Linked DNA regions of Homo sapiens: region 2 is linked to region 1. The links are chromatin contacts, found by Hi-C in ENCODE. All regions are on one chromosome and are shown on one strand. The core of a region is the stretch at or near the end of the contact, and the rest is flanking DNA. Distances in the headings are between cores, read along the strand shown. Region 1 holds the start of CFL2 (cofilin 2). Region 2 overlaps RALGAPA1 (Ral GTPase activating protein catalytic subunit alpha 1).

Region 1 (7,160 bases), core at 2,138-4,637:
TGAGGATTGGGACGGCTTCACGCTATTGCCTATGAGTTGATAAAATCAGTGCCTTCATCTTCACTCTGCTGGTGGTAATAACAGCTCCAGGGTTCCTATTTCTGTGCTGGACAAGGGCTTTACATACATTATCTCTCTTGATCCTCCCCATAATCCTGAGAGGGAAGAGGTCATATAATCCCTATTTTACACATGATTTGGAAACTGAGCCTTATGGCAGCTAAATCAATGGCCTGAAATTGCACCGCTACTAGTGTCTGAGCTGAGATTACATTCAGAGGTTACTCTCACTAAGTTCCTAATAGTTGTCACTGCCATCTATGTGTGGTCTAGTAAATGGATAATTATAGCTTAGATGTTTACAGCACAAAAGTATCTAGTACCACATTGTTCGGGGTCCCTCTGTCACACCTATTAATTGTTTGCTTGAGCTTGAAATTGCTCAGAACAGTTGTATGGTAGGCAGAATAATGCAACCCCTCCTCACAAAGGTGTTCCTGTCCTAACCTCCAAAGTCTTTGAATGTTAACTTGTACGAAAAAACAGACTTTGCAGATGTGATTAAGTTAAGGATCTTGAGAGGGGGAATTATCCTAAACTACCAAGTGGGGTCCAAAGTAACCATAATGGTCCTTATAAGTGGAAGACGGAGGCAGGAGAGAGAGAGTCAGAGGAAATGTGATGACTGAGGCAGAGGTCAGAGTGATGCGACTGCTGCCTGGGGCCACAGGCCAAAGATGATGGGCAGGTCGAGTGTGGTGGCTCGCACCTGTAATCCCAGCACTTTGGGAGGCCAAGGTGGGCGGATCACAAGGTCAGGAGATCAAGACCATCCTCGCTAACACGGTGAAACCCCATCTCTACTAAAAATACAAAAAATTAGCCGGGCATGGTGGCGGGTGCCTGTAGTCCCAGCTACTCAGGAGGCTAAGGCAGGAGAATGGTGTGAACCCAGGAGGCGGAGTTTGCAGTGAGCCGAGATAGCACCACTGCACTCCAGCCTGGGTGACAGAGTGAGACTCCATCTCAAAAAAAAAAAAAAAAAATGATGGGCAGCCTCTAGATGTTGGAAAAGGCAAAGGAGTCTCCCACTACAGTCTCTTGACTTTAGCCCCATCAGGCTTATTTCTGCTAGTTGTGGTGGTTCATGCCTGTAATCCCAACTACTCGGGAGGCTGAGGCAGGAGGCTCACTTGAGGCCAGGAGTATGAGGCTGCAGTGAGCTATGATCACATCCTGCACTCCAGCAACCTGGGTGGGCAACAGAACCAGAGACTATCTCTTAAATATATATATATAGAGAGAGAGACTTGTTTCTCTGACTCTGTAAGACCATAAATAATAAATTTGTGTTGTTTTAAACAAGTAATTTTATGGTAATTTGTTATAGCAACAGTCGAACGCTAATACATGTGGTATCTGACACTCAGATCCCCCTCCACTACACAGTGACCAAAATTCATGCAGCAATGATTGGCAATGCTGCCCCTTTACCAAGTGGTGGTAAGTTCTGGTTATAACTCACAGAGGTGAAGGCAGGAAGCTGCTACTGGCCCTGACATTCTCAGTGCCATGCTCACAAGGGCATGTAGAAAGGCTTCACAATTTTCAGAAGCTTCCTTTTCATTCTCTTTACAGCACTAAAGCATCTTAAATGTATTATTTCAGCACCTATTAAGCACCTACTATCTGTCAGGTTCCAGAAATTCAAAGATAACCAGGACTCAGATCCTTAAGGAGCTTACAGCGCAGTAGGGTGGCAGAAGACATAAACAAGTTATTATAATGTAACAAAATATATGCAAGACAAAAATAACTTCAGGAAAAGAATCTTAGAACATGTGAATTACCATCTCTGTTTGGGGAGGGTAAGAGAGAATGGGAGGCATGGAAAGGGGTTGGAGTCCGAGCTAGGGGGTGACTAGCATCTTTGGAATCCCCAGCTTTGGTGGGTAAGGTTCTGACACCCACTTTAGGCCCCAGTGTCATCAGACCTGGTCTCTGCTGGGGCTGCTGCAAATCTCTGAGGTTGGGAAGGGAAGGTAACCGCAAGATGAAGCGAACAGGAATTTGCTAATACCTACACATAGCAGATGATCAGAGCTCTGGAGAGACATTCTCCATGACTTCTTGGAAGTTCAACAGATAAAGTGAAAGGTTCCATAAATTGTAATGTACCAGCTAGATATAAAGTATTATCCACTTGCTTGGGATTCATGCTTAGACATTGGGAAATCCCTTCTCAATTTTTGTCTCTAAACGAAGTCTATCTTCCAATTAAGAAAACAAACCCAAGATATAGACAGAAAAATAGGTCTGTTTCAATGCCTAGCATGTTCCATTTAAAATACAGTAAATTTGGGCTGAAAGAACTTATCACGCAATCTAGGGCAAACACCATCTCATGACTTTCCTGCCTAACCTCAATCCTGAGACCACCAAAAACACACCATTTCCTACTGAACATTGATATACTCAGAAACTGAAATCTAAAGCTGGAAAGGGCCTTAACGATAATTTAATAACAGTTTGTTTTACACATGAAGAACCCTGAGGTATGGAGGAGTTAAGATTAAAAAAAGAGAAACTGCCTTGGCGCAGTTATATGGGCTTTGCTAGAAGAGGCTGCGTCGGCTTATTTGATATCAGCTGTCATAGCTGGAGCTTCATGAAATCTCTAAGAGAGAGTACAATCCATTTCCTATGAAGTCTAAAATGTAAAAGGATATTACTAAGGAATGCTACCACGTAATTTTTTAATCATAATTATTATTTCAACCAGAGTTTTGAAAAGTGATTTACCAACACTGCGTATCATTTTGTTTTTGCTAAGTACTATCAACTGGAGCAATCTCGTGTAGTATTTATTCTCATTTATCTCTAAACAACTGGGGGTTTTCCAAAAAGACTCAAAATGTCGAAATCCAGCCTCTTTCGGGAAAACCACAGGTAAATAAGGAAAGACACCTTCGCAGGAGTTCCCCTCACACGCACCCACCCCTGGCGCAGGGCCCTACGGAGGCGGTGGAAACGCCCCTCTGGGAGCCCAGCACTCTCTCCCACCGGCTTGACGGGTGATGCTCGGGGGCTGGAGGCGGCTCTGCCAGGCTCCCGGGCTCCGCTACCACCGCGTCGCCCCCCCCGGCCTGCAGGGCTCGCGCTCTGAGGTCAGGCCGAGGACGCGGACAGCCGGGGAGCCGGGGCCGCGAGACAGAAGGGCCGGCCTGGGAGCGGGTGGCGCCGGCTGGGGACCAGGCGTGCCCACGTGACCGCCCCGCCCGCTGCCTGCGGCCCGCCGAGCCCCGCCACCTCCCTCGGGCTGCAGCTCCCGGCGTGCCCCGCACTCTCCGCTGCCCACCCGCTCGCCCGCCCCTCCTTCTCCTCCCAGTGCCACAGAGCCGAAGCCCGAGCTGCCGCCGCAGCCACAGCCGAGGGCACTATGGTAAGACGAGCGCGCTGGCCGGGAGGCCGCGGCGAGGCGAGAAAAGCCCCCCGCACGGCCCCGGGAGTGAGGCCGCCATTTTAACCTGATTTTGGCCTCCAAGGTGGGCGCTTCTGCTCTGCGGCTCCGCTGCTCTCCAGCCGACCGGCCTGCCCTCCGGCCGTCAGGCCCTGCCCTGCTGCTCTTTGGATTTTGGGGGGCGGGGAGGGCCCGGGCGTCGGCGCAGGTTGGGGGTCGGGGCCGGGCGGGCGGGGGCGCGAGAGGGTCTGCGGACTGCAGCCGCTCGCGCCGCCTTTGCCCTTCGCTTCCTAATTTTACTTAACACGCGAGGCTTTAAAATTGGTACGTGCTGCGAACGCTGTGTGGGTCAGGGTCTGGACGGCCTGTAATAAAACCCTTACGGGGAGATTAAGGAAGAGGGAAAACACTTTTTAAAATGCTTTCTCGCCGTAAAAGCTTTTACACTCGATCAGTTAGTTTTGGAGTGTCTGCATGTGAGCTGTGTGTGGGCCGTGGGCGGTTTGGAGTTTACACTTGATTCTCTTTCCTTATGAGGAAACGTCAGTGGCTAGGATGACTTTAAAGAAAAAAATAGTAGAAGCATTAACTGAAATCCAAAAGTGTTTTTTTAAGGCCAGCCGAGTTGACACAATACAGAAGGTATTTTTGCTGCCACTCCTGAAGCTCTGACATCACCCAGTGAAATAGGAAACATTTCAGGGATGGGACAACTTGTATTTGTCCCTTTCGCTTCCACGTCCAAACCCCTTTAAGAAGGATGAATGGGCAGGATGAGTTAGACTCCTTCGCTGTATCGTCTACTGATTCTTAAAATGTGACAAATCTGATTGGACGACTTACATGGTACGGTGCAATTTTTGATGTCCAGACTAAAGTGAGTCTTCTCTAGGCAAACAGTAATTTTGGTTAAAACCAAAATACGTGTTCTGAATTACTGTTCTGTGTTTATTTTCAGGCTTCTGGAGTTACAGTGAATGATGAAGTCATCAAAGTTTTTAATGATATGAAAGTAAGGAAATCTTCTACACAAGAGGAGATCAAAAAGAGAAAGAAAGCAGTTCTCTTCTGTTTAAGCGATGACAAAAGACAAATAATTGTAGAGGAAGCAAAGCAGATCTTGGTGGGTGACATTGGTGATACTGTAGAGGACCCCTACACATCTTTTGTGAAGTTGCTACCTCTGAATGATTGCCGATATGCTTTGTACGATGCCACATACGAAACAAAAGAGTCTAAGAAAGAAGACCTAGTATTTATATTCTGGTGTGTAAAAACAAAAGAAAAAAGTACTTTTAAAATGCAAGGATTATTATTATCATAGTCAGTCTTACCTTTGTTTTTCTTATAAATGGGATTCAATAATTTTTTTTTTTTCTGTAGGGCTCCTGAAAGTGCACCTTTAAAAAGCAAGATGATTTATGCTAGCTCTAAAGATGCCATTAAAAAGAAATTTACAGGTACAAACTTGAATATTTGGGGCAGAGAAATTATTCTTTATTAATTATAATAAAGTAATAGGATAATGTTTTTTCTTTTTAGGTATTAAACATGAGTGGCAAGTAAATGGCTTGGATGATATTAAGGACCGTTCGACACTTGGAGAGAAATTGGGAGGCAATGTAGTAGTTTCACTTGAAGGAAAACCATTATAAAATGACAGTCAAGTGCCATCTGGATCTTAAGGAGCTTCCATTTCTCCAGCTCAGTCCATTGGAATAGTATTAGGTTTTGGTTTTTTGTTGTATTTCCCCCTTTCCACTGGGCCCTTCCAACACAATGAATGAAGGAAATATCATTTATTTAAGCAGCCTATCAGTGATTGCCATTAGACTGTTGAATACTGTTACTTTTATATAGAACCCAAGGAATGCCTTCCTGTCATATTTTAGCCAAAACAACTGGTTATATGCCTCCCTTGCAGCAAGCACTACAATGTATGTGATCGTCAATGTGAATAGCTTAGAATACTGCAAAGGATAAGCTAATTGAATGCCTTGAAAGTATTATCCACTGGTCAGATGGTCAACTTTTTTCAGTATTATTTATAGTTGGCACTTGATTGCAGTTCTGTGAGGCTTGAGCATTCATACACCTCACCTGCCTTGGCAAGCCTATTTTAGTGATATGGCAGCACGGATATAACACTATGCATTAAAAGCACTTTTTGTAATAAGTTTAATATCCTAAAAGGAATGCCAATTAAGTTTTGTTAACTGTGTCATCAACTTATCCTAGTACCTCAGTGTTCATTCCTGTTACCTGCATATCTTCTTAAAAGAAATAGCTGTTATTAATGCCTTTTTGTTTTCCATTGAGTGTACACTACTGAATAAGTGTAGGAGTTTTATGTTTACCATGTGAGTCCTGCAACACTAAAGATATTTTGAATATCAGTCATGATGGCAATTTCTGTATAAAAGAGCCTTAAATGGAACATTGTTTTGAGATCAAACTCCCCACCCTCACAAAAATGGCCACGTTGCAATAAAAATTGTGGCATATTACAGAACGTTGCCTTGTTTTCCTTGGAAATTTTGCAAAATGTTATGTGAAACAACTTCTAGGGTAAAAACAGCTATTACTAATCTCTGCACTGGTCATTTGAGAATTTTTTTTGTACAGCATTCATGTGTGATATTTTCCAGATTTGTTGGATCTATTTGGTTTAAAAAGTATTCTATCTTAAGGCCAACTAATATAAAATACCATTGTTAAAGAATGGTACTTTTATAAACATTAGTGTATTTATTTCCTATGTGTTAATATGAAGATCAGAAATTATTTTTTGCACTTTGGCATAAATACTTTTCAATATCTGATTTGTTCTCTGGATAAATTAGCATAGTTATTTTTTTATTCACATTTACATTTCTAAGTAGTTGTATAGTAGAAGCAGGAAGCTCTTATTGCTTATTTGGTCGTAATGAAAATAATTTGTAAAATGTCCTTTAAAAGTTTAATGATACTTCTGATGTTTCGGAACAGTCATTTCACCTACTATTTCTGAATATATTTTGCAAATTGAATTGGAATAGGAATTGATAATAGCAGTCTTAAACATTAGTAGTGGGATTTGGCTATGGTCCAGACTGTGCTCCTTATAGAGAATTTGATCTGCTCAGTGTGAGCGGTTTGCTGTTAGCCAGGGCTATTTATGGCAAACACATGCTTTTGTATCTTGTCATAGTTATCCACAAATGGCAAAACTGGACTTGATTCTACTGGTATGCAAAACAGGCATGCTAGTAAGCAGTCAGTCGTGGCTCAGAACTTAACCCCATAGCTCAGAGGAATGCTTTTAGCAGAAAACAGGAAAGAAAATATCCCTTAAAAATTTTTTTTGAATGTGTGGAAGTAATTTTAGTATAATTAGATTTTTTCCATATTTTTGAAAGATTTTTCAGATGTGAACATTAAAAATAGGGATTAAATGTCTAGGCTTCCATTTAAAATTATATGAATGGTTTGGGATCTTTTTGCACTGAGCAATTTTATTTCAGGCTTCCAGCTGTCCCTGTGAGTTATCCTGGACATTTCGATGGTTTTTGGTAAGGCCAAACTCTGATAAGCAAAACAGAGAATACTGACGTATACTTAACCATATGTGTAACTGATACTTGGCACCATGGAATTTTTCATTGAGTTATTTCCTCATTCTTTTAAAAAATAAGGGACTATAAATCAGTTATGTAGTATC
Region 2 (6,938 bases), core at 1,277-3,776, 960 kb before region 1:
CAGGTTTTTTTCAATCTAAGAATCAGCACATCACATTTTCTTATTACTGTCAATTATATTGGCATAGTGACAGTTACATTGATTTGATAATTATATGAGGTATAATCATTAAATAGTCATAAATATAACCTTAGAATTACTTTGGGAGTCTTGATATTGGCCATAAACTAACAAGTGTAGGAGGTTGCAAGTCAGAATAATGTAAATATGTTTATCCTAATATGATGAACTCGTAGGTCATTTACAGAGTATATTAATATTAAAAGATAATATCTTTCTGAAAAATGTAAAATTTTTGCATTAATTTAAAATTAGTGTGCTACCTTGTAAACATGTCTCAAGTAAAATGACTCTCTTAATTATTAGAAGAAGAGAGCTTTTGTTTAAGATAAGTTGTAATGAATAATACAACTGAATACACTGTATCCTCATAGTAAATTCCAAAGGCAAAGTAAATGAATAATGAAGTTAGGAACATTCCCTTAAAAGTGCCTAGGTCTAGATTTCTGAGGCTTGATACCTATCATTAAAGGACTTCAGTTTATTTTAAAAAGAGAATCTTTCCAATTGTCACGTAACGGGTCATGTGGATTCAGAAATGAGAGTTATTGCACAGAAGCAACTAGGTGACAGGAGAAAACTGCTATGCAGTTTAGTTTTACATTGTGTGGGCCTTGTACTTTTAACCTTGTGAAGCAAAGAGCCTTCCTTAATCTCTAGTGTGAAAAAAATGCTGTTATTTATGCCAGTTAAATGAATGTATTTTCAGTTTACTTTCCATTGATAGAATATAATATTAAGCATGGATTATTTGGAAGAATTGAAATTAGTCTTTCCAGTTAGCCAATGTACAGTAATTACCTTTTTTATTATTTCATATGTTATCTATTTTTAATGATACTGATTAGCTGATACTCAAGATTACATATGTGATATTCTTTTTTCCTTCTTTCCTTATTCTAAGGATATTGTCAATACAATCATCAAACACTGCTCACCTCAATTTTTTTCACTTGGTTTGCCTGGTGCCACAATGCTTATTATGGATTTTATTGTAGCAGCTGGTAGAGTGGCTTCTTCAGCTTTTCTCAATGTAAGTCATTTCCTGTTCCTTATCATATAACAAACTTTAGCCAGGATTCAACTAACAAAGTTGATAAAACATAACAAGCTGATAATCAGGAAATTTTGCAATTTAATTGGAATTGATTGCTTCTCCTACATTAAAAAAAGTAAGCAAGAAATCTGAAATATAAGAAAGCACTAAAATCAGTAAAATCTGATAAGCAGAACAGGATTTAAAGTTGAGGAAATCTAAAGAAACGGAGGGAAGAAAGCAAAGAAAGAGCAATGGGCTATAGCAAGAGGTAAGAAACAATGGTGAGTCATCATTACACAGTGTATGTGTGTATCAAATCATCGTGTTGTACACCCTGAATATATATTGTCTTTAACAATTATATATTTAAAAATTAAAAAAAAGAAACTTGGTAAGGCATCCACCATAGAAGGACATATGTCCTAGGAGCAAACTCTCTCTCTCTCTTTTTTTTTTTTTGAGATGGAAGTCTTACTCTGTCGCCCAGGCTGGAGTGCAGTGGTGCGATCTTGGCTCACTGCAGCCTCCGCCTCACAGGTCCAAGTGATTCTCCTGCCTCAGCCTCTTCAATAGCTGGGATTACAGGCAGGCACCACCACACCCAGCTAATTTTTCTATTTTTAGTAGTGACGGGGTTTCACCATGTTGGTCAGGCTGGTCTCGAACTCCTGACCTTGTGATCTGCCCGCCTCAGCCTCCCAAAGTGCTGGGATTACAGGCGTGAGCCACCGTGCCCAGCCAGGAGTAAACTCTCAAATTGCATGTGAAGATTTTTTCATATGGTCGTGGAACTGTGAGACAATGCTAAGTAAATCAGTATAAATGGAATATGTTCATCCATAAATGGCAGAGGTGAGCTAGAGAGGAAGGCAATAATGCTGAAAACATTAGATAGAAGCCTAAGGAAGGAATGAGTAACCATTGAAGGATTTTAAGCAAGGAGTGACATGATCAAATTCATATTTTGGAAGGATCACTCTGGAGCAAAGTGTAAATGAAAAATAATAATTAACTGGAAGTCTACTGTAAAAAACTAAGAGTTTTTGTGAGAAAAACATACTTGTCTAGTACTGTATAACTTGAAGAGCAGTTTAACATACCTTATTTCATTGTTTAGCTGCAAGAGTGAAAGATCAATAGTGAATAGAAGGAGTTCTATTTGGGGCCTAGTAAGATGTGTATTAGACATCCATGAGGAAGATGTCAGAAGAATAATTGCATATACTCAAGGGACATGTCAGGACTGAAAATAAAAGCTGGGCAACATTAGCTTATAGATGATATTTAAAGCCATGAAAGTGGATACAGTCACCTAGTGTAAACAGACAAAGCAGCAGCGGTATTTATAGCTGTATAACCCTGTTTTTCCAGTTCCCTGAGAACAGTAATCATGTCTTACTCATCTTGGTATCTCCGGAGCCTAGCATAGCACCATGCTTGGTCAGTTATTGAATATGTGTTCATTTAGCACCTAGTACTACTCAACATTGTACTGAGCCCTTTTGTGGTTATTAAACTTCCCCCTCCCCTTGCGTACAGAATGTTTTTGTAGGTGGAATACAGAGGGATATAGAATAAACTGGATAATACTTTGTGCTCAAGCAACATAATGTCTACTGCTGGGGATTTGGAGAAGTATATTAACAACTACAGAATGTTGGGCATCAAATAGATACCAATAGGAGGAGCACATCATAGTAGTTAAAAGCATTGTCTAGAGCTGACCTGCTTGGGTTCAAATCCTGGCTCTGCCACTTATTAGCTGTGTGACCTTGGGCAAGTTACTGAATGTCTCTGTGTCTCAGTTTCTTCATCTATAAAATAAAGATGGCCAGGCATGGTGGTTCACACCTGTACTCCCAGCACTTTGGGAGGCTGAGGCGGGTGGATCACCTGAGGTCAGGAGTTCAAGACTAGTCTGACCAACATGGAGAAACCCCATCTCTACTAAAAATACAAAATTAGCTGGGCCTGGTGGCACATGCCTGTAATCCCAGCTACTGGGGAGGCTGACACAGGAGAATCGCTTGAACCCAGGAGGCAGAGTTTGCAGTGAGCCGAGATCGCACCATTGCACTCCAGCCTGGGCAACAAGAGCGAAACTCAGTCTCAAAAAAAAATAAAGAAAGATAACCTGCCGTATAGGATTATTTTATAAGGATTTGTAACATGGTTGGAACACTATGTGACACGTTATATGTGCAATGTAAGAGTTTGTTAAAATTATTTGGTGATTCAGAGAATGGAGAGATCTTATTTGTTTAGGGATATCATGGAGGTTTCATGGAAAATATACATAAATATGTCCCTGAAAGATTAGTAGTATTTGTTTAAGTAAAAATGGAGATGAGAGACAGTGTTCCAGGCAGAGGTAAACAGGCATGAGTGAGATGTGTTCAAGGAATGACAAATAATCCATTTTGTTTAGGAGCTAGTTAATCTGTAAGAGTGTAATAGGCAAAAAGAATTGAAAGGTACTTTATTTAAAAAAAAAATCATTGAGATAAAGTATACATATCTAATTTACCATTTTTATCATTTCAATTTTTATTTTGTTTTGTTTTGTTTTGTTTTTGAGATATCAGGGTCTTGCTCTGTAGCACAGATTGGAGTGCAGTGGCACAATCGAGGCTCACTGCAGCCTTTACCTCCTGGGCTTAAGCAATCCTCCCACAACAGATCCCAAGTAGCTGAGACTATAGGCACACACCTAGAGTCCCAGGCACCATATCTGGTAATGTTTTTAACTTTTTGTAGAAACAGGGTCTCACCATGTTGCCCAGGCTGGTCTTGAATTCCTGGGCTCAAGTAATCCTCCCTGCCTTGGCCTTGTAAGGTGCTGGGATTACAGTCATGAGCACCTGAGCTATCATTTTTTAATGTACATTTTTTTTTTTTTTGAGACAAAATCTGTCTCTGTCACTCGGACTGGAGTGCAGTAATGCGATCTTGGCTCACTGCAATCTCTGCCTCCCAGGTTCAAGTGATTCTTTTGCCTCAGCCTCCCGAATAGCTGGGGCTACAGGCCCGCGCCATCATGCCAGGCTAATTTTTGTATTTTTGGCAGAGACGAGGTTTCACCATTTTGGCCAGGCTGGTCTTGAACTCCTGACCTTAGGTGATCTGCCCACCTCAGCCTCCCAAAGTCCTAGGATTACAGGCGTGAGCCACCATGCCCAGCCTTACATTTTAAATACATTTGTATTATTTTTTTCCCCCTTCTTTCCTCCTTTCCCTGCTTCCGGGCCTCTGGTAACCACCAATCTATTATCTTCATGAAATCCACTTTAGCTCCCACATATGAAAGAGAACATGTGGCATTTGTCTTTCTGTGCTTGGCTTATTTCAGTTAACATAATGTTCTCCAGTTCTACCCATGTTGCTGCAGATGACAGGATTTTGTTCTTTTTCATGGCTAATGTTTCATTGTGTATAAGTACCACATTTTCTTTATCCATTCATTTGTTGATGGGCATGTAGGTTGAGTCCATGTCTTGGCTGTTGTGAATAGTGTGTGGTAAACACAAGAGTGCAGGTATCTTTTTGATATCTTGATTTCCTTTCCTTTGTATGTATATCCAATTGTGGAATTGCTGGATCATATGGAAGTTCTATTTTTGATTTTTCGAGGAACCTCCTTACTGTTCTCCATAGCAGCTATACTAATTTACATTCCCACCAACAGTGTGTGAAGGTCCCCTTAGAAAGGTACTTTAGATCTTTGCTACCCAAAGTGTGATCTGCACACCAGAAACTTTTGGCATGATCTGGGTGCTTATTAGTAATGCAGAATCTCAGACCCCATCCTGGACCTACTTACTGAATCAGAATCTGCATTTTAACTAGATCACAAGTAAGTGGCAAAATCATTAAAGATTGAGAAGCACTGCTTTAGACTACGTTTTGGAAAGGCCTTGAATGCCAGGAATCAGATTATAATGCTATATTAGATAAACAGTTAAGTTTTGTTGTTGTTGTTGTTGTTTGAGATGGAGTCTCGCTCTGTCGCTAGACTGGAGTTCAGTGGCACGATCTCAGCTCACTGTAACTTCCGCCTCCCGGGTTCAAGCGATTCTCCTGCCTCAGCCTCCCGAGTAGCTGGGACTACAGGTGCGCCACCATGCCCAGTTAATTTTTGTATTTTTACTAGAGTTGGGGTTTTACCATGTTGGCCAGGATGGTCTCGAACTGTTGATCTCGTGATCCGCCCGCCTCAGCCTCCCAAAGTGCTGGAATTACCGGCATGAGCCACCGCGCCTGGCCACAGTTAAGTTTTTTTAAAGTAGTTAGAGAAATGATTGAATCCATCCTTTGAGATCATTAAATAAGTATTAATCTGGGAGTAAATTAATGGAAGACAAACTAGAGATGGTAAACAAGTCACAGGGTTATAGTACAATCAGAGTACTTAGACTATAAATCTCTTGGATACTAGCAAAAGTTGATAGAATTCAGAAGATTCCAATATATAAACCAATGTCATTTTTTATTAATTTACTGTGAAAACTATTACTGTTCAATGGGGTATTCCAGATGACTAGTCAGCACATTTCCTGCAGCTTTTTTCAAGATTCTGTAAGAGAATTAAGCCCTAATGTCATAAGGCATCTATTTTATGTAACTAATCCATTTGAAATGACTAATTTCTCCTTTGTGTATCTAATACTATGCATTATGTAACATCCTTGAGAAAATGTAGAATATAGTCATTTTTTGCATTTTCTGGTTCATATGAGGGATACCTGTTGAGAAAGGCTGCATAGGAAACCAAATCATTGCAAGAATCAAGCCTAACATATCTCCACAATAAGGTTAAAACAAGTCATTTCCTCTGATGGTGTTGGAAATACCCAGTCCAGGCTGGGCATGGTGGCTCACACCTGTAATCCCAACACTTTGGGAGACTGACACAGGCAGATCACTTGAGGTCAGGAGTTTGAGACCAGCCTGGCCAACATGGTGAAACTCCATCTCTACTACAAATACAAAAATTAACTATGAAGTTGGGATAGAGATCCCATGTACCTGAGACATTAAGGGGCTTGAACAGTAGATGGTGCAGAATAAATGTGACTATACAGTTGCCAGTGGAACCTACCACAGATATTAATCCTTAAAAAAAAAAGATAATTGTGTCCAGTTAGGAGCAGACATGCTAGATGACCCTTGTTGTTTATAAGTCTTTAAAATTTTTTCTGGTAGTGGTGGCACGCACCTGTAATCCCAGCTACTCAGGAGTCTGAGATGGGAGAGATGGGAGGATCATTTGACCCTGGGAGGTGGAGGTTGCAGTGAGCTGAGATTGTGCCACTGTACTCCAGCCTGCACGACAGAGTGAAACTCCTTCTCAAGAAAAAAAAAAAAAGGAGGAAACACCTAGTCCAATTCTTGCTCGTTGTATTCTTATTTTAGATTTCATTCATATCATCTCCCTTCTGTTAATGCCGTCTGCCCCCCACCTCCTTAAGCAGATAATAGAATAATTGATTTGGTTTTGCCTTTCTTAATTATGATCACATTCCAGGTCTGCTCCCATTATGTGCACATACCTGAATATTCCCAGTTACCTCATCTACCTATACAGAAAAACTCTCAGCTAATCTCTTTCATTAAATACTGATTTTTAAGATCAGTTTCATTTTTATACAATAATTTTTATTTTAAATTGGAACGGTAGATATGAGTTCACCCTGCCCTTTTATACTGCTGCCTTGTATCTTTAAATCCACATTGTTTTTAAATCTGGAAATGAGTTGTTTTGTTGAAAATCATATAATAGAGTATTACACCATTGCCTCTATTACAGTATTTATTCAGATGTGGAAATCCTCTTGGAGGT

Evidence for each region. Hi-C counts contacts between places; a loop is a spot of excess contacts on that map. Pooled maps may share reads with other maps.
Region 2: a loop to region 1 is called in a map with no recorded cell type, with 5 times the contacts of the local background. The contact joins the enhancer-like site here to the promoter of CFL2 in region 1. A Hi-C loop is called at or near these places in 1 of 37 single-sample maps with no recorded cell type and 3 of 50 pooled maps.

The regions. Positions count from the first base shown.
Region 1 is chr14:34,710,820-34,717,979 of GRCh38, reverse strand. It overlaps CFL2 (cofilin 2), which reads left to right and starts at 3,387. Exons shown (of 4, transcript NM_138638.5): 1 at 3,387-3,442; 2 at 4,419-4,726; 3 at 4,844-4,920; 4 at 5,003-7,160. The coding sequence starts at 3,440. The coding sequence ends at 5,115. RefSeq lists silencers at 2,951-3,540, 3,631-3,690.
Region 2 is chr14:35,665,544-35,672,481 of GRCh38, reverse strand. RALGAPA1 (Ral GTPase activating protein catalytic subunit alpha 1) reads left to right here. Exons shown (of 42, transcript NM_001346249.2): 26 at 965-1,093. Among named protein-coding and RNA genes, the nearest start is that of SNORA101B, 94 kb to the left of the region's middle. Within about 2 kb of position 2,526, at least 3 of the 41 ENCODE cell types and tissues checked have a DNase peak (open chromatin) inside an H3K27ac peak, as active enhancers do.